3 separate regions of the Homo sapiens genome follow, and regions 1 and 2 are each linked to region 3. Evidence: chromatin loops called from intact Hi-C (ENCODE). Cell type or tissue: B cell. All regions are shown on one strand.

Region 1 (8,000 bases), 560 kb after region 3:
ATAAACTAATATAAAATTATGTCCTCATCTATGAAATTTAATATGCCATTTTCTTAGTATAAATTTATTTCTAGAGCATGTATTATTAATGTGGATCTTTGTAGAAAAAAATTGTGGTACAATGTTTATTACTACATACCCTTATTTTTTTAAATTGTCTTATCTTTCATATAACTTTTTGCTGATGTCATCATGTGTAATAACATGATTTTTTAAAATTTTAATTTAGAAAAAATATATTCCTCTTGTATAAATGAGAAAACTAAAGGAAAAGAGTATCGAAAGGAAAACATTATAGAAATATCAGAATTTAGAATCCCAATTCTTAAGATTTTTTATTTTCTGACTACTTCAAATAATATCGTTTGCCTTTCTCATTATTCATGGGTCTTCCAAATATAGTGTCTGGCCTTAAAAGTTGTAACACAAAATCTTCTGTCTGAAATGTAGTACAACTGAATGAAATTTAAAACCTTCACGTAATATATGTCATATAGAACTCTCATAAAATATCAGTATGATGTGATAACAAAGGTCAGAACAAATGGAAGAAAAACCAATGTATGATTTCTGAAAACCTTATCCTGGGAAATGAGAAACAGACTATAATTCTTTACTTACATCTACATTATGCAAAAGTATCTTTGATGTGAAAAAATACTCAGTGTTGTTCATTCGATGTTTTATATGTTTTGGTAAAACATTTTGTGTTCACCCTTTTAAATATTCCAAGACACACTCACTGGCTAGAATCAATGGGAGAGAAAGAGGTGACTCTATAACTAATATAATGTTAAGGAAACTGCACATATCTTGGTATGTTTCTGATAGTGCATAATTCCAGAAAATGTCTTAAGCATTGCATAATTGTTAGAAACATGAAATCTGCAGCCAGCAAGCATGAGTTCCACATCTGACCCTACTCTTTCCAGTTGTGAGAACTTATTTGTATTTTAAACTACTGAATTTCAGGATGCCTCTGTTTATTCCTGTTTCTTTATTTTTTAAGTTGACAGTATTTGTACATATTCATGGGGTACATAGTGATATTTCAATACATATAACATATACTGATCAGATCAGGGTTATTAGCACACCCATCATCTCAAACATTTAGCATTTCTTTGTATTGGGAACATTCAATATCCTCCTCCTACCTATTTGAAGTTCTATAATATTGTTAAGTATAGTCATCCTACAGTGCTATAGAAGCTATAACTTATTTCTCCTGTCTAGCTGTAATTTTGTATCCTTTAACAAATCTCTCCCTATCTTCCCCAGCCTCTAGTATCCTTTGTTCCATTTTTTACTTCTTCCTCATGTTTTAAAGGGAAATGATTACAGTATCTATTTCATTAGGTTGCTATAAGGAATAAATGGTTTCATAGCTCTTAAAATAGTGCTTGACAAAAGTAGGTACTATGTGTAGATTTTTATTAAAAAAAGTAGATACTATGTGTTATTATTATGACTAATCTTCTCCCAAAAATATGTTTGGTAAATCATTTCATAAATTTGTTTATTCTTAATTTATTTTGAATTAGAATCATTTGTATAACAAGTTGGTATATTGCTGAGCACATCTGTAAAGTAAGACCTGAATATGGATTTGATAATTGAAGTTGACACTCATCATAGAGATTTATGAAATATTGTGCGCTTGATTGCAGTAGGACAACTTACTATGGGGAAGGAATCTTGTAAGTATCTTGCCTGGCCAGTATACATGGAAGTTGGTACACATGGAAGATATACCATATGTATATATCCCGATATTGATAATGTTACTTTCCAAAAGTGGAGGCACTGCAAATATGATGAGAATGTGACTAGAGCACGCACTTGTTTGTTCTTTCTGTCCAGCATTAATTTCCCCCTTATTCCAGTAATAGTAACTCAACAACTCTGCTCTTTGTCATTTCCTGGTGTTTTTTTCTTTTCTTTTCTTTCTTTTTTTTTTTTTTTTTTTTTTTTGAGACTGAGTTTCACTCTGTTGCCCAGGCTGGAGTGCAGTGGCATGATCTTGGCTTACTGCAAACTCCGTCTCCTGGGTTCAAGCGATTCTCCTGCCTCAGCCTCCCCAGTAGCTGGGATTGCAGGTGCCCATCACCATGCCCGGCTAATTTTTTCTATTTTTTAGTAGAGATGGGGTTTCATCATGTTGGCCAGGCTGGTCTTGATCTCCTGGCCTCAAGCAATCTGCCTGCTTCGGCCTCCCAGAGTGCTGGGATTACAGGCATGAGCCACCGGGACTTGTCTGTCGTTCGTTCCTTCCTTCCTTCCTTCCTTCCTTCCTTCCTTCCTTCCTTCCTTCCTTCCTTCCTTCCTTCCTCCCTGTCTGTCTTTCTTTCTCTTTCTTTCTTTCTTTCTTTCTTTCTTTCTTTCTTTCTTTCTTTCTTTCTTTCTTTTCTTTCTTTCTTTCTTTCTTCCTCTCCTTTCTTTCCTTCCTTCCTTCCTTCCTTCCTTCCTTCCTTCCTTCCTTCCTTCCTTTCTCTCTCTCTCTCTCTCTCTCTCTTTCTTTCTTTGTCTTGCTCTATCTCCCAGGCTGGAGTGCAGTGGTGTGATCATAGCTCACTGCAGCCTCAAATGCCTGGTCTCAAGGGATCCTCCTGCCCTGATCTCCCAAAATGCTGGGATTACAAGCAAAAGCAACCTTCCCAGCTCCAACTCCACTTTTCAGAAATGCTTCTGTACCACAATGATAACCCTGACTACTCATAGGTTTCAAATGAGGACTCTTCCGTGTTTCAAGGCTACAGCATGTGGCTTAGGAGAGGCCAATCAAAGACGGCATTACCCTGGACAGAGTAATTACTTCAGGATGGGCATGTGACCCACCAGGTGTCAGTGAGATGCAATGAGTTTTTCGGAGTCTTTCTTCCCACTGAATTGAGGTCTGGAAGGTTGGGAGGCTAGAGCTGCTACAGCATCTAGCTGTAGGGAAGCTACGGCTAAGAGAAGAATCTTTAGGAAACTTATCACTATGAAAGTCAGAACAAAAGGATACAGCATAACTATGAGCTGGTAACATCAGCTGAGCTCTTGAATCATCATATGCCTAAGACTAGCCCTGGACAAACCATGAACCAATAAACTCCTGTCTTTATTTATTTTTTACTTCAATTAGTTTGAGACATCTTTTTCTCTTACAATCAAAAGTTATCTGCTAAAGTGACTAAAATATTATTTTGGGCTACATCTTCCCCTTGCTCATTTCCAACAAACACATTTTCTTCTTTTCTCCAAATCCTTTATTTTAGATTCAGTGGGTACCTGTGCAGGTTTGTTATGATGGTATATTGCATGATGCCAAAGTTTGAGGGCACGATTGAACCCACCACCCAGGTAGCAAGCATAGTACCCAATAGGTAGTTTTTCAACACTTGCTTCCCCCACCCTATACCCACTTATAGTCCACGGTGTCTCTTGTTCCCATGTTTATGTCCATGTGTACCCAATGTTTAGCTCCCACTTATAAGTGAGAAGATGTGGTATTTTGTTTTCTGTTTTTGCCCAACAAATACATTTTCCAATGAAAATGATGAAGCCAGAAAGTATGAAATACATTGATTTAACAATTAGAACTGTTCTAATTATAATTGATACCGGTGCCTGTTTTCTTTTTATGATTGAGTAATGATCACAGATTTTTGCTATCAGATTTTGAGTTTGAATCCTGCCTGTATGATCTTAGGAGACTTTTCCTAATCTCAGTGTATGTCCTTACTTCAGTTTGCAAATAAGGATAATGAAAGCACTTATCCAATAGGGTTGTGTGGAGGATGAAATAATACAGGGCAAATGTCTTAGCCAAGTGACTGGCACTTAGTAAGTCCTCAAATCTTCACTATGATATTAATTGAAAGCCTAGCATTCACAATCTCACTGGTTTATCAGTTCTTTTTTCTGGTTGCTTTTTAGTGACTTAAATCAGAGATAAATAAGATTGGTGTCTCACTGGGTTAATATTTTTTCTGGAGAGAGTTAACTTGTGTGGCACAGGCCATCTCTTTATTGAATTAGCAAAGAACTACATTGGATTTAAGATTATCTGGGGCTGAGGCTAATATCAAATCCTACTCTATGTTTGTAGTTCCTTGGCTACAAGCCTACATACGGTAATTGCTGTTTAATATGAATTTTTATTTTTAACCCTTACATATAGTAAGGGTTAATTGCTATTTAATATGAGTTTTTATTTTTAACCCTTCCCTATTTACGTCATGCTTTGCTTAAGGACCAAGATATATTCTGAGAAATGTGTCATTAGGTGATTTTTGTCATTGTGTGTACCTCATAGAGTGTACGTAAAACCTAGATGGTAGAGCCTATTACACAACTAGGTTACATGGTATAGCCTATTGTTCCTAGGCTACAAACCTATACTGGATGTTACTGTACTGAATACTACAGGCAATTGTAATGCAATGGTATTTGTGTATCTAAACACGTCTAAACATAGACAAGGTACAGTAAAAAATATGGTATTATAATCTTATGCGACCACTGTCATATATGTGATCTGTCATTGACCAAAAATGCCATTAAGCAGTGCACTACTGTACTTTCTCTTTACTTTAAATTTGAATTCTTTATATGGGTTGAATGACTTTCTGACATAGCAAATAAAAAGCATGAGGAGAAGCATTATCTGTTAACAAAATTAACACTTAAAATCAACAAAGTTTTAATGTTTCGTTCCAAGAAAAGCCTGTGGAAGATCAGTTCCACAACTGAGAGCTTTGGGCTGCTTCAGACATATGTCTGTGTGTACGCTGTGAAGGTGTTTCTCTTCACAGTTCCCCGCCCTCTAGTGGTAGTTACAATAATGCCATTTTGTAGTCCCTGTACAGGAAATGCCTCTTCTTACTTCAGTTACCAGAATCCTTTTACAGGAAGTTAGGTGTGGTCTTTGAAGGAGAATTAAAAAAAAAAAAAAAAAAAAAAAAAAAAGATTTTTTTTTTTTTAAAGCATGATGGAATTTTAGCTGCAGTCTTCTTGGTGCCAGCTTATCAATCCCAAACTCTGGGTGTAAAAGATTCTACAGGGGTAATGTTTTATTATTCTTATTATGCTTATTCTCTGTGATGCTTCTCTACCTTTACAGTAGTAGAATCCTTGGGGAAATCTGCAGAGGGACCACTTTCATTTTGAAGCTGCTGGCTGCATGTTTTAGCATGTCTCTTCTATTAGAGAATCCAGGCATGGCAGTTTCCTCCCCCAGTGTGCAAGGACCATCTTCATGCCTATGTCTGTCGCTAGGCATGAGGGTCTCTAGGAATGGGTGAAAAAAATGAGGGATGTTTTGGAGGCACTATAATACTGGGGAGGGCAGTCTGCTAGCTGGTAGCTGAAAGGTCCTGGTTTACTTCAACATTTTTTTTAAATAAAACTGTGCAGTAGTTTTTGTTATTTTAGGTTTCCCTCTGTTTTATCTGGTGTATGCTGCAGAAGTGAACTGCATAACACATTTCACTCTTAGAAAATGCATTTCATATATTTAAATGACAACTCTGACTCCTATAGTATGGGGGTGAAATAGATTGATTTTTTGAAAAGATGGAAAAAATAGATTAAGTGTCATTTAGGAGTCAAGATGTTGATTGTATTGTTTCAAATAGCATAGAAACTCCTGCCACTGGTTCAGAGGTAACATTTGGAATGACTGATGTGCTCTTTTGAGTTATCTACTTTAGTCTGGTGAAATATGATTTGAATACCAGTAAAAATCTATTTAGGTTATTGCAAAGACTCATATAATAAGAGTTTGCTTGAAAAGATAAACTATCGTAAACTTATTATTTTTTCTCAAGTCCAAATTCTGATATGGACACTAAGACTGTGATGCTACGTTTTTATGAAATGGGCATAATTTGAGGAAATTGGCTATCTCTACAGTATTTCCTAAGGTACTGCAAATGTGTTAATTTAAGAAGCAATTACACTAGCTAGCAGCAGGTTGCTAAGCCAGGGGGTCCGAGCTACAGACCTCTGATGTGGATGACTTCCTGCCCGGTTTGGCAGGAGCTGGGTCCCTTCCTGTGCAGCTTCCGAGCAGTTCCAAACACAACCAGGCATCTTCTGCTCCTTCCCACTCCCTTTCTTTCAAGCAGGATCTACCTATGTTTCCATAGCCTGGCATTTTAGGATTTCCAGAGATTTTTACCCAGTGAATTGACTTGGAATAAACTCTTAAATGTGATAAAGTGAGCCAAAGGGCACGTGCAAAGACTTGGAGAGATATGTGCAAGATCCTCAGCTCAGGTTCTACAATTTAATATGATGTTTCATCTCTTGTTTTGGATCTCTGCTATTTTTTCAGAAAGAATGCTGAAAAAGATGGCTGCCAAAATATTCACACAAGTGAAACAGCAGGCACAAACCAGTATCCTCCATTTCTGAGCTCTGAATTGCATATTTTCCCACAAGTAGCACAATCACTTAAAACATTTTGGGAGTGGGAGATTAGATTACCTCATAGACACCTACTGAATGTGAGAGATAGATCTCCATGTGAGCAAATGGATGCACATATGAGATTCCCTGAATACCAAATACAGCTTTCTTTGAAAATATTATAGCTATCTGAGTTTCTATGCTGTATCTCAGTGCTCAGTGTCATGTAACTGACACAATCACCTTTTATTCTAATGGTCATTGCTTTTTTTCCCTCCCTGTTTCTGTAGCACTTTCTTATGCAAGGAGCTAAACAGTGATTAAAGGAGCAGGATGAAAAGATGGCACAGTCAGTGCTGGTACCGCCAGGACCTGACAGCTTCCGCTTCTTTACCAGGGAATCCCTTGCTGCTATTGAACAACGCATTGCAGAAGAGAAAGCTAAGAGACCCAAACAGGAACGCAAGGATGAGGATGATGAAAATGGCCCAAAGCCAAACAGTGACTTGGAAGCAGGAAAATCTCTTCCATTTATTTATGGAGACATTCCTCCAGAGATGGTGTCAGTGCCCCTGGAGGATCTGGACCCCTACTATATCAATAAGAAAGTGAGTTCTTAGTCAAGTTGCCTTCACTGCCTATTTACTAATTGGTTCTGGGCTAGTCCCAGGGATGATGGTGAAGAAGGCTGGCCTCCTTCCCTCTGTCTAAAGTATCACTAAGATGCTGGATGGGCCTGACCGTGTAATGGACCAATGATCCTAGAAGTCTTTTGGAAGCACTCATTTGAACCTGCATTTGTGAGACAGGCAGAGAACTGGTGAGGCATCCTCCAGCGCGGGAATTAAGGAAGGACAAAAGCCTATTCACCTTCTTGAATACAAATTATATGCTTAAACCAGTGTAAATTGACCCTGATTCCCTAATAATGTTGAGAAGCAAAAACTGTAAACTAGGAGTCTATTTAAATTTTATTTTTTATATTTGCAGGAGTAGTATCTAAATTCCTCTTTATAGTCTCTAGCTCTCCATAAGTCACTTTGATCTTCAGTGGGTTTAATTATTCCTTTATACCATACTTTCTCCTTTCTATTGCTCTCCACAGAAGGAATAATAGCAGGTGACTTGTAGGTGCCAAATAAGATTCTGAGCAAAGAACACACCTGGAAAACCTTGAAGTTCTCATGAGAAAATTTTCTAACCAAAAAAAAAAATCAAAGCCTCAATTTTGTGCTTTATGTGAATTATAAATGCGGTTTTAAAATACTTACATTAAAACTTGATAAAGTTGCTAAGAATTCCTATGGCATTGATCACAAATTTTCTTAATAATCCTCATGTCATTTATCAAATTTAGGAAAGTTTATAGTGCTCAGAAAAAAAAAGCATCTATCTTCATGTCATATGATGGTAATTATTATGTTATACACTATTTTACAGGGCAATATTTATAAATAATGGTTTTACTTTTCTCTTAAAATATTCTTAATATATATTCTAAGTTTTATTTTATGTGTTGTGTTTTCTTTTTCAGACGTTTATAGTATTGAATAAAGGGAAAGCAATCTCTCGATTCAGTGCCACCCCTGCCCTTTACATTTTA
Region 2 (8,000 bases), 280 kb after region 3:
TCAAATAGGGTGATGAGAGAAGGTTTACCAAAGAGGTGACCCAAAGGACCTGAAGGAGGTGAAAGAGTGAGCTAGGCAGGTGGAAGAGCAAGTATAAAGACCACATTTTAATACATTTTGCTTTAAGAACTTCCTACTTGAAGGCGTGTACCAGATAAATTCTTTTACCCACTAGCCCTCAGCCCCCAGGATCCATTCTTCATCCTCCATCCTTCTCCACCCTTTTTTTCTGCCACAGGAAATGGGTTGTATGGACTACATCAACAGGGAACCTTGCATGTTGGCTTACAGTTAGGTTTAGCTGATGGGGGGCGCTGGCATGTAATCAGAGAGAGGGAAATGAGTGACGTCTGTGTATTTATTCTGTCTTCTGAATAATATAGGGCATAAGGAAATAATCATTAGTCCTGTTTTAGAGAGTAAAAATCTGAAGCAGTAAAAGGTTACGTCTCTTTTGTCATGTAAGGTAACACAGTCTCAGTTTCCAGGAATTAGGCTGTGGACATCTTTGAGGGGGCCATTGTTATGTTTGTCACTCTGAGACTGACTTTCTTCCTTCAGGTGCTTCTGAGCTGCTCTGTGTGTTACTCACTCTCAGCTGGGACGTTGCTGCCTTGGTTGAGGGCTTTAATTTCTGACCACAGAATTACTAATCCTGGTCTTTGTTTCAATATTTATTGATGAATAGGGCTTAGCTCTTTCTAATTCTGCATGATTTCATTCATTCATTCAATGATTAAACTGAGTCTTATCAATTTATTTTATTGAAAGTGGTGCTATTTTCAAAAAATTCTATAAAATATTAGTTGATTATCTTATACAAATATAAATTGTTACAAGTTGGAGGAATGAAATAATTTATTTCATTTTTAGTCATTATTTGCTATCCAATGATAGGGATATTATCATTATCATTATTATGATTGTGTGGGAAGAATTGCTTTTTCCTTAGAGCCTAATCTAAAAGCAGATTTCTTTCCTGTTAGGTAATACTGTGGGACTATCTGTATAATCACCATCAAACATCACTCCTTAGCAAGGAGTTGAGAGTATTGTGGTTTCACCATGTCATGTCCAATAGTCTAAAGGTGGAAATAGGATTTCCTCAATAAGGACAAAATGGCTCAGGGCCAAAATGAAAGCATCACTCAGCACTTTTTTTTTTTTTTTACTTTTATAGTCAATGCAAAGAAAAAAATGCTAAATTCTAGGACCATTACCCTATGGAAACCATCTCTACAATATAAAATGCCTATTCAATCAGAATCATTAAAAAAATATGGAATCAGAAACTAGAGGAAAAATGAGAGTTTCATAGACAATTCCCCTTCTAGTGCAAGTGAAAACCCTGGGGCCCAGAGGGGAAGTGACTTGCCTAAGGTCAAACAATTTATTAGAACCAAACTACGACTAAACTCAATTTAATTCTTCTGACTCTCAAAGAGGAAACATACTCAAAAGATGCATGGAGTGAATTAGGCAATATGCATTGAACATTCCTATAGAAATATGGCTGTGAGGTTTAAAACAATGATGTTGCAGAAGTAATTTCTTGTAGACTTCTTGTTTTGTTTTCTGTTTTCCTATCTTTGTGACTATTGCAAAATATTACATGTATTCTTATGCATGTGTAATACAAAAGGTGCTCTTCTGGCTGGGCGTGGTGGCTTATGCCTGTAATCCCAGCACTTTGGGAGACCGAGGCAGGCGGATCACGAGGTCAGGAGATCGAGACCATCTTGGCTAACATGGTGAAACCCTGTCTCTACTAAAAATACAAAAAATTAGCCGGGCGTGATGGCGGGCGCCTGTAGTCCCAGCTACTCGGGAGGCTGAGGCAGGAGAATGGTGTGAACCCGGGAGGCGGAGCTTGCAGTGAGCCGAGCTCATGCCACTGCACTCCAGCCTCGGCAAGAGAGCGAGACTCTGTCTCAAAAAAAATAAATAAAATAAAAAATAAAAATAAAAAAAGGTATTCTTCTAGGTTCTCTTATATATAACAAACAATAGAAATGTGGTGACTGTCTTTGAAGGCTTTGGGCAAAGCCATGGGAAATTCAATTCCAATATAAATTAATACATGAAATGAACCAAATGGGTGGTTCAGGACTTCTCTATGTATGAGGAGTCATCAGTGTAACTTATAAAAGAAATAAGAAAATAAGTGAATCTTGAAGATTGATGATATGTCATGACATACGTGTCATCAGCTCAGGGAAGTAAGGATGTATAAAGAAAAAAAAGTTTGCCTAAACAGGAACAGAAGATGAAGGAATTTAGATGACTCCAAACCTCAGCTAAGTCCACATATTCCATTTTGGCCTGTTTCTAACTCATTATTCAGTGCTTCTTCTTCAGTATCCTTCTCTGTAGTCACTGAAGATGTTTAAGTGGAGATATGACATTATTAAATTAATTCTTGATGATGTTTTATTTATCAAACTGTGCTGAATGTTGTGGATTTGATTTGATTTGGAAGAGAGTCCAGATGGAAGGTGAGCAGATAAGAGGTGAAGAAAATAGTCTAAACCCAAAATATTCAGGGCAGTGGGAATGAAGACATTGTAAAGAATCAATAGACGCCATCACACAGGAATGCTCTGGACTGCCAAGCACAGCATCTCTGAGACTCTGGTCATCTGTACCCCTTTTTTCCTCTGACTGCAATAGTAGACTCTTCCTACTCCAATCAAAGACTTATCTCTCCTATGTTCTGAATGTCATCCTTTCTCACTTGCTCAAGAATATTATTACACTTTGAATCTTTTCTCTAACCTCTATGCTGACTTTCTCCCTCATTGTGGACCCTTTAAATATTCTGAAATCTCTGCCATTTTAAAAACAAAAGTTAAGCTTTTTGAAAGAAGTATCTAGGCTTGCTGCTTACAGCTCTTCAGTTATATACAATCAAACATTTTGCATTTCATGATTTTTTTTACCTTTTTTTAATTATACTTTAGGTTCTGGGATACATGTGCAGAATGTGCAGGCTTGTTACATAGGTATACATGTGCCATGGTGGTTTGCTGCATCCATCAACCTGTCATCTGCATTAGGTATTACTTCTCCTAATGCTATCCCTCCCCTAACCCCCCCACCCCCTGACAGGCCCCAGTGTGTGATGTTCCCCTTCCTGTGTCCATGTGTTCTCACTGTTCAACTCCCACTTATGAGTGAGAACATGCAGTGTTTGGTTTTCTCTTCTTGTGTTAGTTTGCTGAGAATGATGGTTTTTTAAATAAATCAGAAAATTACTCTGTTCTGGTTTTTACTTTCACTTCCTCCACACAACTATGCCTGCTAAGGTCACCAATGCTGTCCAGATCAATAAGTCAGATGGTTCTATCCTGACTTGCCTGACCTTTGAATGGCTTTCAGTACAGTTTGCTACCCATTCTGTTTAGAAACTTTCTTCTTCTGACTTCTATAATACTATGTTCTCTTCATTTTCCTCATTCTTGAGTCCTAGTCATGCTTTTTTTCTTAATCAACCCTATTTTCCCCCAAATCCATCTTTATATAACCACTTTAGCTACCATCTCTTTAGCCATAGGTAACAAATTTGCATCTCCAGCCACATCACTGTGTTTCAGCTCTAGATATGCACATCCATTTGTTTAACCAATGAATATACAACATCTTATAGGACTTCACATGCAACATGCTCAAAACAACTGAGCTCATGATTTTTTTCCTCAAAGTTTCTTCCTCTCAACTATTTCAACCAACAAAACCACCACCTGCCTATTTTTTCATGTTAGAAACCTGGGCAATCACGGATCTTCCTCAACACTTTCCTTCTCTATTCCCCAATTTCCAATCAATCACAGAATGAAGCTGGGTTTGCTTCCTAAATATCTTAAAACTGGATCTTAAACTCATTTCTGCTGCTACCACCTTAGTCTAAAAAGACTTCCATTTCTCATTTGAGCTATTGCGATTGCTTCCTAATGCTTTGCTAACTAAACAGCCTCTCTTCCACCTACAATCCATGTTCTTCATGACAGCTGCACTGTTACCTTAAAAGACCATAACACCACCAGTAATTAAGATAACTTGGATATAATTTGATTTGTGACTAGTTGCTATTTCCCATCCTTTTCCCATTTCCAGATAGGAGTGAACTAAAGTTCTTATGCTTTGCTGGGAGATTGAGGGTAGGGGGGCAAAGAGGGGAAGGCAAGCCCCATTGAGGAAACTTCAGAAATTTCTGTCTTGGGAAATGGATGAGGAAGTTCTATTCCACCAGTGTTCTTCCAGTCCAATTTCCCTACATAGTACCAACAAAACAAGAGATCCCCAGTATTGCTACTATGATCTTGGAAATCCCAGCCACAGAGCCCAGAATCATCCCTACCAATCTACCAATATTTAACCTGGAATGAACAGTTGCCACTAGGTGGCGCCAGGCTGAAGCCAGCACGCAGACCCTGACTGGCAGGAATTTGGACAGCTCTTCTGGACTCCCATAACTCACAACCTGTTGTTCTTGTAGGCTCATCCAGGTCACTTAGTTAACCTCACCATAACCAAACACTACATTTAATGGTAGTGAAAAATTCTGGACTACACCTACTGTGTTCGGAAAGAATTTTACTGTATTTTATAAACTCAAATCAGAATGTGTCACTTCCCTGTTAAAACTCTTCCATGGCTTTCTTTGCTGTTAGGATAAAATCTCATCACTTGGACCCTAAGACATAATTTTAACCTTGAATACTTATGGAAACAGGCAGTTTGCATGAACGAATGATCCACCTGCTCATAAAACTATAGAATATGATGAGGCCTGTGGTATATGTATTTCCTGTTACAAGACATTCAAATTCAATTAAGAATGAAACAGAACAAATTATAAATATTTTAACAAGGGAAAGAAAAACTTTGTCTAGCACTCCACTCTGGCCAATTCTTTATGCTCCCTGCCCATATGGCAGTTTTATGATAATGTCAAGTTCCTTCTTACCTCAGCATTTTAGAACAGACCATTCCCTCTGCCTGGAATGCTTTCCTCTTCCTTTTTATTAGTTACCAATTTCTTGTCTTATAGACATTGGTCTAAAATCACTTCATCATGGAAGCCTATCCTTTTTGTACTCTTGCCCTGAATTAGATTCCATTTCGCTGTTATAGCACACTTACCCTCTTAGCCTTTGTTCAAAGTTATGATTACTTATGAAATATCTCTCTGTTCCTTTGCATTCATCCATCAAGTCACACATGCTGTAAATCTGTATTAAGCCTCTACTTTTCCAGGAACCTCCAATGTATTGTAAATTCATGGCAAGGTTCCCAGCATTGACTAGCTGGAAAGTGAATATGGAGGAAAGAGAAAAAAAGATTAGAAAATAACTTTTGAGTGGTAAGCCTGGAAAAATGATGAGACTATAGAGAATATAGGAAAATCAGGATGGAAGCAGGTTTCAGGACAGAAGGAAATATCTTTTTATTTTCAAATTGTGAGGAGACATTCAAAGTTTGTTGAATGTATAAGAGGCTGAGAAGCCATTTGCAAATTGTCTATAGAAGTGTGAGTATGAAGCTGTGAGACTACTTAGTGACTACAATCTCGAAGGCATGGAAAAGAATTTTTTAAAAAAGAAAGGATTGGCATATTTGAAGGGCAGTCTGGAAAAGTTAGCTCAAAAATGGAAATTTTCTTCTATATTTTGTATGAAATACAAGTTGGTTTTTTAAGCTTACTTTTAAAGGAAGTAGGTATATTTAGCTTCAGTAAACAAGGAAGGTTAGATGAAGTCCCTGATGTGCATCATTCCACTAGCAAGAGAATGGTGTAACACTTCTAAGGTGAAAAAAATGTAGCAAGGTTTAGTTCTTGGCTGAGCAATATTGTTCTGTAATTGTACAAGTTGGAGACTTAATTAGCCAATTAAATCCTGCTTCTCCATCCTTCCTCTTTCTAAATATACATTTTGAGCTCTCTTCTGATGTTGAAAAAACTCTCCTGTCTTTGAAACAAGTCCTGAAAATATTATTCAGTAGAAACCCATCTGCACAGTGATTGAGTCACAACAAATCCAGATTCCTGGAATCTGTGAGAAAGGCTTGTGCTCATCACGCCATCTCTCCCTTTTCATAGTTCTACGTTGAGGTCGTCCTGAGTTTGTTTTTAAGGTATTTTCTGCGCTGCTACACACTGTCATTTCACGTGAGGGCAGCAGAGAGGCAGCGTAGAAGCCCCTGAATAGCAAATCAGAAGAGCCCGAAGCTCAAATTTTGGGCGTAGTGTTTTCAGAACACCTCTTCAAAAATTAAATCACACGTTGTTTGTATCTCCTTAAACAATCCTAGTCTATTGATTTGCCTACTCTGTTCTTTTAAAAAAAGAATCAGACCTGTATCTAAAAATAGGTAAGAACATGTGAATACAGACTTTTGCAAGAGTTGTATCTGGTTTGCCCAGAATACGTTTTCTAATTTTTCTTCGGTCGTTACAATTTGACAACAGATTTGTTTAGTAATCACGTTATTATATTGTCCTATATACTTAAGAATTATTGTTTTGAGCGTAGTCCAAGCCCTGATGCCATTTTGAAACATACGGAAGCACATTTTGATTAAATGCAGTTTGAATAAAACACTGATGAAATAACAATAGCTTTTGTATCATATTTGTGAACGGTCTTTGGCTGTATCCTAGGTGGCAATAAAAAGGTAGTGAGTCAATTTGGATATTGTGAAAAAATTATTACTATTGAATTACAGCATAGAAAGTAACATATTCCCTAGGCTTCAGGCTCCCTGTCACTTAGCACTGCCTTTGTTCTCTCTGCCCAGAATGTTATTTTCCCTACCATCATCCCAGGCCACTTTCCAGCCACGCCCATCCTTTTGCAAGACTGACTTCTGTGGGTACTGCAGGTCTCAGGGTACAGGTGCCATCTCTGGGCAGCCTTCTCCACTGCTTCTCGATTTTCTTGGCCATTCTGTGCTTCTCCTGTTTACTCCTATGGTCCTCTGTAGGCTCCTATGGGAACTATGTCTTGTTCCTAATTTTGTCTCTAGTACTTAGTACTATGTGCTTAGTAGAAGCCCGTTAAAAAACAAACAATAAATACTTAGAATCTTTATCAAGATGGTGGGAGTGGGGAATAGGAGGAGCAGAGAACTATTCAAACTGTGAAAAAGAGGTTAAAAGAGGATTTGCCACCCTGCCTATTTTAGCGTAGGGGTAGGAGTTTAACATTTGAGGCAATAGCAAAGATGATGGACATCAGTGCTTCTCAGCAAACATTTGACAATCTCAGGTAAGACCAGATAGATCTTAGGTCTATAGCTAGTCAGCTAGTCAGTCATATGACTCAATACTGGTGACAGCTAGGGGCTTAAAGGAAATAAAAACACGTTTGTGAAAATGCTTTGTGTAGGGCTAAGCACAGAGAGGAGTGAGCATCGAATGTCTGCTGAAAAACAAAAGAAGCTTAGACTTTATCGTGATCTTAGCAAAATTCTTTTCCTATAGCTTTCTGGTCGTTAAGGTGACTCCCTCAAGGGCATCAGTCTGCACTGGAAATCATTGCAGTGTGGTAGAGAGAGGGAGAGGGAGCTCTTTATAGAGAGGACTCAGCTCGCCTTCGCCTTCTTAGCATCTTGTTGCTAGGCAATAGCTCCTCTGGTGGAAGCTCATCTCCATTTTTAAAGATGGAGTGAAGTCTTGCCGAGGGAAATGCAGTTTGTACAAACTGGGCCATGTGCAAACAGTATTTTGCTCTAGTCCTGAAAACTGCTTTTCCCTATAAGGGAGACAAATCAGTCCTACTTAAATCCTGTCACTTAACAACCAGATAATATAACTCCTCTCTTTCTCTCTCTTTTCTGTAAAGCATAGACTTCCTTTTTAATCTTATTGATTTATTTTTACCTTTCCAACTATATGTCTTTCCAAATTGATTTAATGAGATTCAGCAGGGCATTGCTTGTAATAGTATTTCCCTAGACTGCTGAATTAATTTCCATTTAAAAAATTACTTTGGATCTGC
Region 3 (8,000 bases):
CACATTTGGTGAATGGCTGCCATACTGGATAGAGTAATTCTAACACGCTGGTTCTCAAGGTGTGATACATAGACCAGCAGCATCAGTATCTGCTGGGAACTTGTTAGAAATGCAAATTGTCAAGCCCCAGCCCAGATCATTAATCAGAAACTCTGGGAATGAGGAAGAGCAATCTGTGCTTTGACAGGCACTCCAACCTATTCTGATCATACTGTAGTTTATGAAGTTTATGAAACTGATCTAGAGAGAAGAGAAAAAAGAAACAAGTAAAATATATAAAATATCAGATGGTGTTACATGCTCTGACAAAAAAAAAAAAAATAAGGAAAGAAGTTAGGAATGTCCTAATTGAAAAATGACACCAGAATTGAGACCTTGAAGGGACTGGGATATCTGCGGAAAGATAGCTTTGACAAGTACAAAAACCCTGAGGCAGGAATGTGCTCTAAGTGTTTAAAGAAAAACAGAAACTAGTCGGCTAGTGAAAACAATAGGCATGAAATCAGGGTGATAATCTTGTAGTGTTTAAAGGCCTTTCAAGTGAAGACTTGAGATTTTACTGAGTGAGACAGAAAGCCTCCAAAGAGTTCTGAGGAGTGATGTGATCTACTCTACTTTTTAAAAGGATTACATTCTGGTTTTTGTATTCAAAATAGCCTGGAGGAGCAGCTACAAGGTTATTGCGAAAATTTAGGTGGGAGATGGTGGTGTCCTGGACTACTCAGATTCTAGATACATTTTGTAGGGAGCTGATAGGATTGAAGCTAATGCAGAAAGGAGACAGAGACAGAAAGAGGAGCTAGCCAGTGGAAAGAGGGCAGGATTGGAGGGACAAAGTGGCAGTGTTGCTGAAAGTAACCAACAGGAGACCTAAAATGCAAATTTCAATGGTTTGCTATGTGATGTGCTTACTATAACTCTACAAGCCATCACTAAGGTTCTGGTAGCCTTGGGAGGTGTCAAATAAAGGATGAAATTTCAAAAGCAGAAACTGAAAAATATGAATCCAGAGGTGGTAAGGCATAAAGTCAGAGCCAGAGGTGACCCCAAGAACGTAAAACTCTTGGGAGTTTACAATGAGATTATAAAGGGCATTGAACCTTCCACAGGAAGTGGAACAGGGGTTCAGGCCAGCCTTACTTAGATCTTAAGCAGCAGAGTGACCTCAAGAAGTTAACTGGGTTCTGTGTGTACATAGATGTGAGCTCCCCTCTAGCAGGACCACATCTTAGTAATCTTTAGGCACCTGGCTAGGTCGCTGTTGTCGAATGGGGAATTTAGAGAAAACAGTGATTAATTCTGCTTGAAAGTCAAGGGGCTCAAATGCATAGTAGACTAATACAACTGACACATGAGAAAGCATACTTGTTGAGAGGAGGTTCATATGCTTTAGAAAAAAGTAACATGGTGAAAGCTCTGTTGTTTTTTATAATTAATAAGCTTGTTTTGCCTAAGCCATACCATCTTTACACAAAGGTGAGACATAAACATTAAATAGGGTTAAGATCTTTTCCAAAAATAGACTCAGACTAGTTTGAATGCTTTAAATATTTAATTGAAGCCTCAGCATTCAGCACTGTAACACAGGAAAGCTGACCCTGACCACAAGATTTTGAGGTTGGGAATTACTGACTGTCTAGCTTTACCATAAAGGAGTCATAACACTACAAAAGTAGGACATTAACTTTTAAGCAGGTCGTGCTTCCAATGGAGCTGCCGCTGGGGTTAACTAGTCACAAAGTGCACCCACAGGAAATAAAATAATCGCTTGAATAGAGCTCAGAATTATCCACCTGGATGCCAAACTACTTCTGCCAAAGATAACAATTCTGGTTGGATAATCATCCCCTAGTTGATGCACCTGAAGGCAGTTGGCTAATGGGTTTGACCACAGGATCACCACAGAAAAGATGCCTGTCTTCCTGTTTCCTAAGGCAGGAGCACACGTGAGCAGTCCATCTAAAACCTGAGGCAAATCATTAAAAGTGGAAAAGGATTGGATGAACATTATAATCACTCCTCTATATTATTACACCACATTGAATTTTGGGTTATTTTATTACTCAGCAGAGTCTGCTTTGCATTAACATTATTTACAGAATTTTTTCTCTTGTAAGATAATATAATAATTTTCTAGAGGGCTGATTTTTTTTTAAGACTCTAAAAGCTCTTCTTTGAAATGAAGAAATCCCTATGAGATTTCCCACTTCTTTCAGAAATAAATAACAATTCCCTGGATTAGTTTCATATCTGTACCTTGTAAGTGCACACCAACAACCCAATTACACATACCAGTAATAGTACAGAAATTTTAAAACATTCTCTATTGCTGCTGATGTTTATCAATCTTATGCTAACCCATGTAGTTCAGTAATGAGTTCAGGAATGAAGCAGTGCTCTCTCTGTGTGTGCAAGAAATGAAATGTACCAGGTACACGAAACAAATAGACCCATTCTCAAAATTGAGAATGCTTATTATGCTATAAGAAATATTTTGAAGAAAATAACACATGAAATTAAGATTTGAAGATAAATAGTAATAGGTCAGATTACTAAGCTGATAAGTTCTTAACATACTAAAAATAGATATTACTAAATGTAAAAAGCCCCACAATTTTTAGAAAGTCACCACTTTGGACTCTATCTGGTTGTTTATCTTAGGTGTTATACTCAGAGCTAATTATAAATAATTACCATCATAAAAATTGTGATTTAAGAACACACCTACTAAACACACATACATGCCCCTTATAAAAACAAAAATACTACAAATATATCTCACTATAATTGGGGCAATTTGAATATAGACAAAGGATAACATTTTATTGACATGAAAGATGGAAATCATTAACTGAAAAAAAGCAGGTTACAAATAGCACGTACAATATAATACCATATTGTTGTAAAAAAGAAGTGCACATATAGATGGGTGTACATATATGTGCATGCCTAAGAATAAAAGGCTAGACACTGCAATGTTAGAAGTTGCAATCTGCCTGCTTAATGAAATTGCATTTACAATTTTTTGGCTTATCTGTATTTTCCAACTTTCTAAAACATCTAACTATTGCACTTGTAATCACAAAAATTTAAAAACTAAAATTAGTGCTGAGCACGGTGGCTCACATCTGTAATCCCAGCACTTTGGGAGGCCAAGGCAGGACAATCACTTGAGCCCAGAGTTTGAGGCTGCAGTGAGCTATGATTACACCACTGCACTCCAGCCTGGGCAATGGAGTGAGACCCTGTCTCTAGAAAAATTTAAAAATTAAATTAAGTTAAAAAACTGAAATTAAAAAGGGTCATTATTATAAGGTGTAGACGCCAGGAAAGCAAAGGGAAGAGGGTGGCCCTGCCAGGAACAATGTTCTGAGGACATTTGTGAATACTTTGTCACCCCTTTCCCAACCAGGGGAGCAGGCAGGTGACAGAGGCTGACATTCTCCTGGGCTCAGAGCCATGGGGGACATGGGAGGGCAATGACAGAACCTAGATGACAGGATGATTAAAAACTCAAATAGTACCGATTAAAAACTCAAGTAGTACTGTTATGTCTAGGTACTTGCACAGTTAAAATGCCAACTTTTGTTTTAGGCAATTACAGCAGAATAAGGATCTAAACCAAAATTTAAGCATCTTATATAGTTAAACATGGTTTGTACCACCCTATAGATTTTTGACAGTTAAAAAAAAATTACCCTGCTATAAACATATATTTATCACACATTTGTCATCACTGGACACTTCTCAATAAATATAAATATGACGTGAACTTCAGAAATTTTTCTAGATCCATACTGTTGTTACTCTCGTTTTTTCAGCAAAAATCCCACACCGATCCCTTTATCTTGTCATTTTTCATAGTCTACTTTTTCCCAATAGGTGGCGCTGTAATCCATGTAAAATGCTCCCGAGTTCCTCAGCGGACCAACCCTATGCCAGGCAAAACCGCGGGCTTAGGCTCAACTCTGCTGTAAACTGGTGCTATGGGACAGGTAAATCAGGCTGAAAAGCATGTGCGACATGTCTCTGGGTTATTTTATGTGAAAAGCCCAGAGAGGTGAGGTGACTTGCTTGAGATCACACAGCAAGTCTAGAACAAACTGTAACTTCTAGTTGGGACTTCTAGCTTGGAGTTCTGTGCTTTCTTTGTGTTTTCAATTATGACATCTCACATGTGCTCCAATCAAAACAAATTCCTATTTGTGGTAAGGGCGTAAAAGAAATATCTTCCTCTGTTATAAATGGTGCTTATTTCTTCCTCCCTCTTGTAGGAAAGTGTGATAGCATGCCATTGAATGCTCTCTCAACAGGCTAAGAAGGATTCGTGTCAATCTTTTCAGATTTCCCAAAATGAACATTTTGCTTTAAAAGTTTAGCCTGGAGAAAGGGAAAAGAGGAAAAAGGAACTAATACTTATTCAATGAGGAATAATTACCTATGAAGCTGATACCCGACTATAAGATGAAGACCATATACAGATCATATACAAATGTACCCACATATTTCCTTATTCTATGTGGTTTCTATATCTGTTTAGTCTATAAGCTCACTTTCATTAAAAATTAACTTTTCCCAAGTACTAGCAGACACCACTGCTTATGCTGTTGTGAAGTATAGCATTTTCTGAGAAGAAGAGCCACGAGTTCTGTAACAGTAGTCCTTTAATGTTCATTTCTAGAAAGGCAAGGAACTGCTTTGACTGGTGAAAAAGATGTTTATCGATTATATACATGATACACAGACACACAGAAACAGGTTGAGTATCCCTCATCCAACATTCTTAAGGCATGAAGTGTTTTACATTTCACATTTTTTTTCAGATTTTGAAGTATTTGCATTACACGAGTTGAGCATCTCTAATCTGGAAATCCAAAATTTGAAATGCTCCAATAAACATTTCCTTTGAGCATCATATTCACACTCAAAAAGTTTTGGAATTTGAAGCATTTGAGATTTTGGATTTGGTATACACAGTCTATACACAGACGCACACATTTATATATGTGTGCAAACATATATACATACATACACATAGACATACACACACATACATCTATACTACACTGTATCTTATATATAAATTAAATATTTTAATTCCTCCTTCTTTCAGTCCAACCATCCATGATATTAGGATATGCAGAAATGCCCAAGAGTTTTCAGGTTAGCATGGCAACCCCCGCCCAATGTAAGCAGAGCCTCACAAAGGCAAGATAGTAGAGACATGGTGACTTTTGGTCATTAAAGAGATGGCATCACTAAGTTCTGGTACCAAAAATAGTTGAGCTGGCAGATGGCTACCAACCTAATTCAGGATAATAAGTTTCTCCCTGAGCATAAAGTCTGTGACCACCGCCAACCCCACTGTGTTTCCTAATCTGAACAAGCTCTTTGGTGAAAATCAATGTACAAACAAGTGCGTTCTTCTGAAGATACCACTGTGCACTCACATTCCCCAAAATAGAACATCCTGAGCCCACCTGTGCATGAGATCTATGGGGGGACTTTCCAAAAATATTCCCCAAGAACACATTTTGAGTGGGAAACTTATTTCTGAAAAGTGAACTGAGGCATATAAGTTTCTGAAATCTGTACTTCCGTCAAACATTGATAGTATTCTTCACAATAAAGGCATAAGAAATAGTACTACACTATCAAAATAAATATACAAGAAATATTCAGACAAATTCAGAAAGCATGGTCTCAAAAAACTGCATTGAAGTCTTTTCAGAGTTACATATAGAACTCTATTTATCTAAGAAACTCTCACACACTTAAAATTACCTCCACCAAATTCTTGTATTATTCTGTTGAGATTTTTCATATTCCTTTTATATGGTAGTAACAAAGCCATGAAGAAATTTTATTTTTGTCATTATGAGTCTTCCCATTAGGTAGTTAACATTTTTCAGTAGTAGTACATAATTTTCTATTTGAACATTTCTTTTTGTTGTTAAACAGTTTTGTGAAACAATGGGTCAGCAGCAGCTGTGACACTCAAGACATCCCTAATCACACTATTAAGATATCCCAAGTCACACTTTTAAGATATATCAAGTCAAACTCTAAAACATCTTGGATCGCATTAAGATATCCCAGAATCACACTCCTAAGATATTCAGAATCACACAACTACTTTAAATCACAAACACTTAAAATAGAAAATTAGTCATAGCATCAATGAGTCATGCCTGAATTATAAAACTACTGCGAACAAAGTCCCTAAATGAAACCCCATAGTAAAAACACTGATATACATGCTGGGCAACATGGGGAAATCCCATCTCTACAAAAAATACAAGAATTAGCTGGGCATGGTAGCACACGCCTGTGGTCCTAGCTACTTGGGAGGCTGGGGTGGGAAGATTGCTTGAGTCTGGGAGGCAGAAGCTGCAGTGAGTCCAGCTCTTACCACTGCACTCCAGCCTGTGTGACTGAAACCCCATCTAAACAAACAAACAAACAAAAACACTGATATAAATTCTACTCTCAGAAAAACTCTTCAGCCCTAAACAAAATTTAAAAAGGAATCAGAATTTGGGGCATTCCATTCCTACCTTGCTCTCTGCCTGGAGAAAATATCTTTACTTAAAAGATTCTGGGTAAACAACTAGGACTCATTCCAAGTGCTTCTTCATACCATTTATGTTGCTACCTCCATCTACACATAAGGGTTTAGGAAGACAATATTCATTTTGATAAATTCATGAAATGCCTACCACATTGCAAGAAACTGTGCTAGGCACTATAAAGAAAAGTAATGATATTCTCATGGCTCTGTGGTTTCTTCAAAAGGTAAGACCTACACATACATTGCAGCATAGAACAATATGTAATAAATATGATATAAAGTGTCGGAAGATTTTGGAAGCCAGAGTTAATCACTGATTCTGGGGAGATCAGGGAGCCTTTATATAAAATATGTCACCTGAGCTATATAAACTAACTGGAGAAAATGAGGCTAGTGAGTTACACGAGGGGGGGAAAAGTTCATAAACGTATTGAGGTGAAAGAAATAGAGTATTTGTAGAAGAACAAAGGAAGAGCAAGAGGCATGTGGTGAAGCTTAAGATACACAAAGAAGGGCCAGGCACAGTGGCTCATGTCTGTAATCTCAGCACTTTGGGAGGCTGAGGTGGGTGGATCACCTGAGGTCAGGAGTTCGAGACCAGCCTGGCCAATATGGTGAAATCCCATCTCTTCTAAAAATACAAAAATTAGCTGGGCATGGTGGTGTTCATCTGTAATCCCAGCTACTTGGGACACTGGGGCAGGAGAATTGCTTGAACCCGGGAGGTGGAGGTTGCCGTGAGCCAAGATCCCGCCAATGCACTCCAGCCTGCGCAACAGAGCAAGACTGTCTCAAAAAACAAACAAAAAAAAGATACACAAAGGAAGGAGAGTGGTGGTGAAGGAAAAGCCTACTTAATTTTGGAGGAGAAAATAAGGTATCCCAATCTCCAGGCTAGGTAGTTTGGACTCCTTTAATTTGACATTGAATTGCTGTCCTGCAGTCTTTTATCAAAGGTAGTACCACAAACAGAGAGGCATTTTAGATTAATCTGAGGGTGCAAGGTAAATGAAGAGAGCCCAGGGTTAAGAAAAGCAGTTCCCAATTAAAAAAAAAAAAAAGAGAGAAAGCCAATAGGCGCCAAGCCCTGATAGTATTTCATTTAATCATATTTAATCCTATCAATTCGGCTATAATACATTTTCATAGATTTAAAAAACTGCAGCAATTCAACAACAGTTGGTGGCCCAGAAACATAAAGCTGACTGATGGAAAGTTACTCAGATTTAGGGACCTGAGGGGGCAAACATGCTGGAGGGAGGGTGGGAAAAATCTAGGGTGCTTGTAAGTACAAATGTAGGTGAAATATCTGATGCAGAATCTATCAGGTATGAAGAAAAAATACATATGAAGAAAATTTAGACATGAAGAAAATTGCAGCATCCTACAGAACAGTCATAAATTAGACTTGAGGAGGATGAAGAACTAA

The links. A loop is a pair of places that touch in the nucleus more often than their neighbours do. Peaks named below come from ENCODE experiments on the same cell type or tissue, not always from the same donor. Only the 100,000 strongest peaks of a DNase experiment are listed, where the experiment ranks them.
Region 1: a loop joins it to region 3, with 11 times the contacts of the local background. A loop is called at or near these places in 8 of 110 quality-filtered maps.
Region 2: it touches region 3 in a loop (9-fold over the local background); 8 of 110 quality-filtered maps call a loop at or near these places.

The regions. Positions count from the first base shown.
Region 1 is chr2:165,289,086-165,297,085 of GRCh38, forward strand. SCN2A (sodium voltage-gated channel alpha subunit 2) reads left to right here. Exons shown (of 27, transcript NM_001040142.2): 2 at 6,688-7,005; 3 at 7,932-8,000. The coding sequence starts at 6,739. Among named protein-coding and RNA genes, the nearest start is that of SCN2A, 54 kb to the left of the region's middle. RefSeq lists an enhancer at 4,654-4,948. In B cell, CTCF peaks have their summits at 4,789 (motif pointing left) and 4,990; a DNase peak (open chromatin) is centred at 4,806.
Region 2 is chr2:165,010,826-165,018,825 of GRCh38, forward strand. No RefSeq gene overlaps it. Among named protein-coding and RNA genes, the nearest start is that of SLC38A11, 59 kb to the left of the region's middle. In B cell, CTCF peaks have their summits at 4,416 (motif pointing right), 4,617, 6,189 and 6,390; DNase peaks (open chromatin) are centred at 3,376, 4,416 and 6,156; H3K4me3 peaks cover 344 bases; H3K27ac peaks cover 1,359 bases.
Region 3 is chr2:164,733,910-164,741,909 of GRCh38, forward strand. The region is part of intron 3 of COBLL1 (cordon-bleu WH2 repeat protein like 1); the gene reads right to left. Among named protein-coding and RNA genes, the nearest start is that of SNORA70F, 50 kb to the left of the region's middle. In B cell, CTCF peaks have their summits at 3,889 (motif pointing right) and 4,093; DNase peaks (open chromatin) are centred at 3,922 and 6,252; H3K4me3 peaks cover 348 bases; H3K27ac peaks cover 2,922 bases.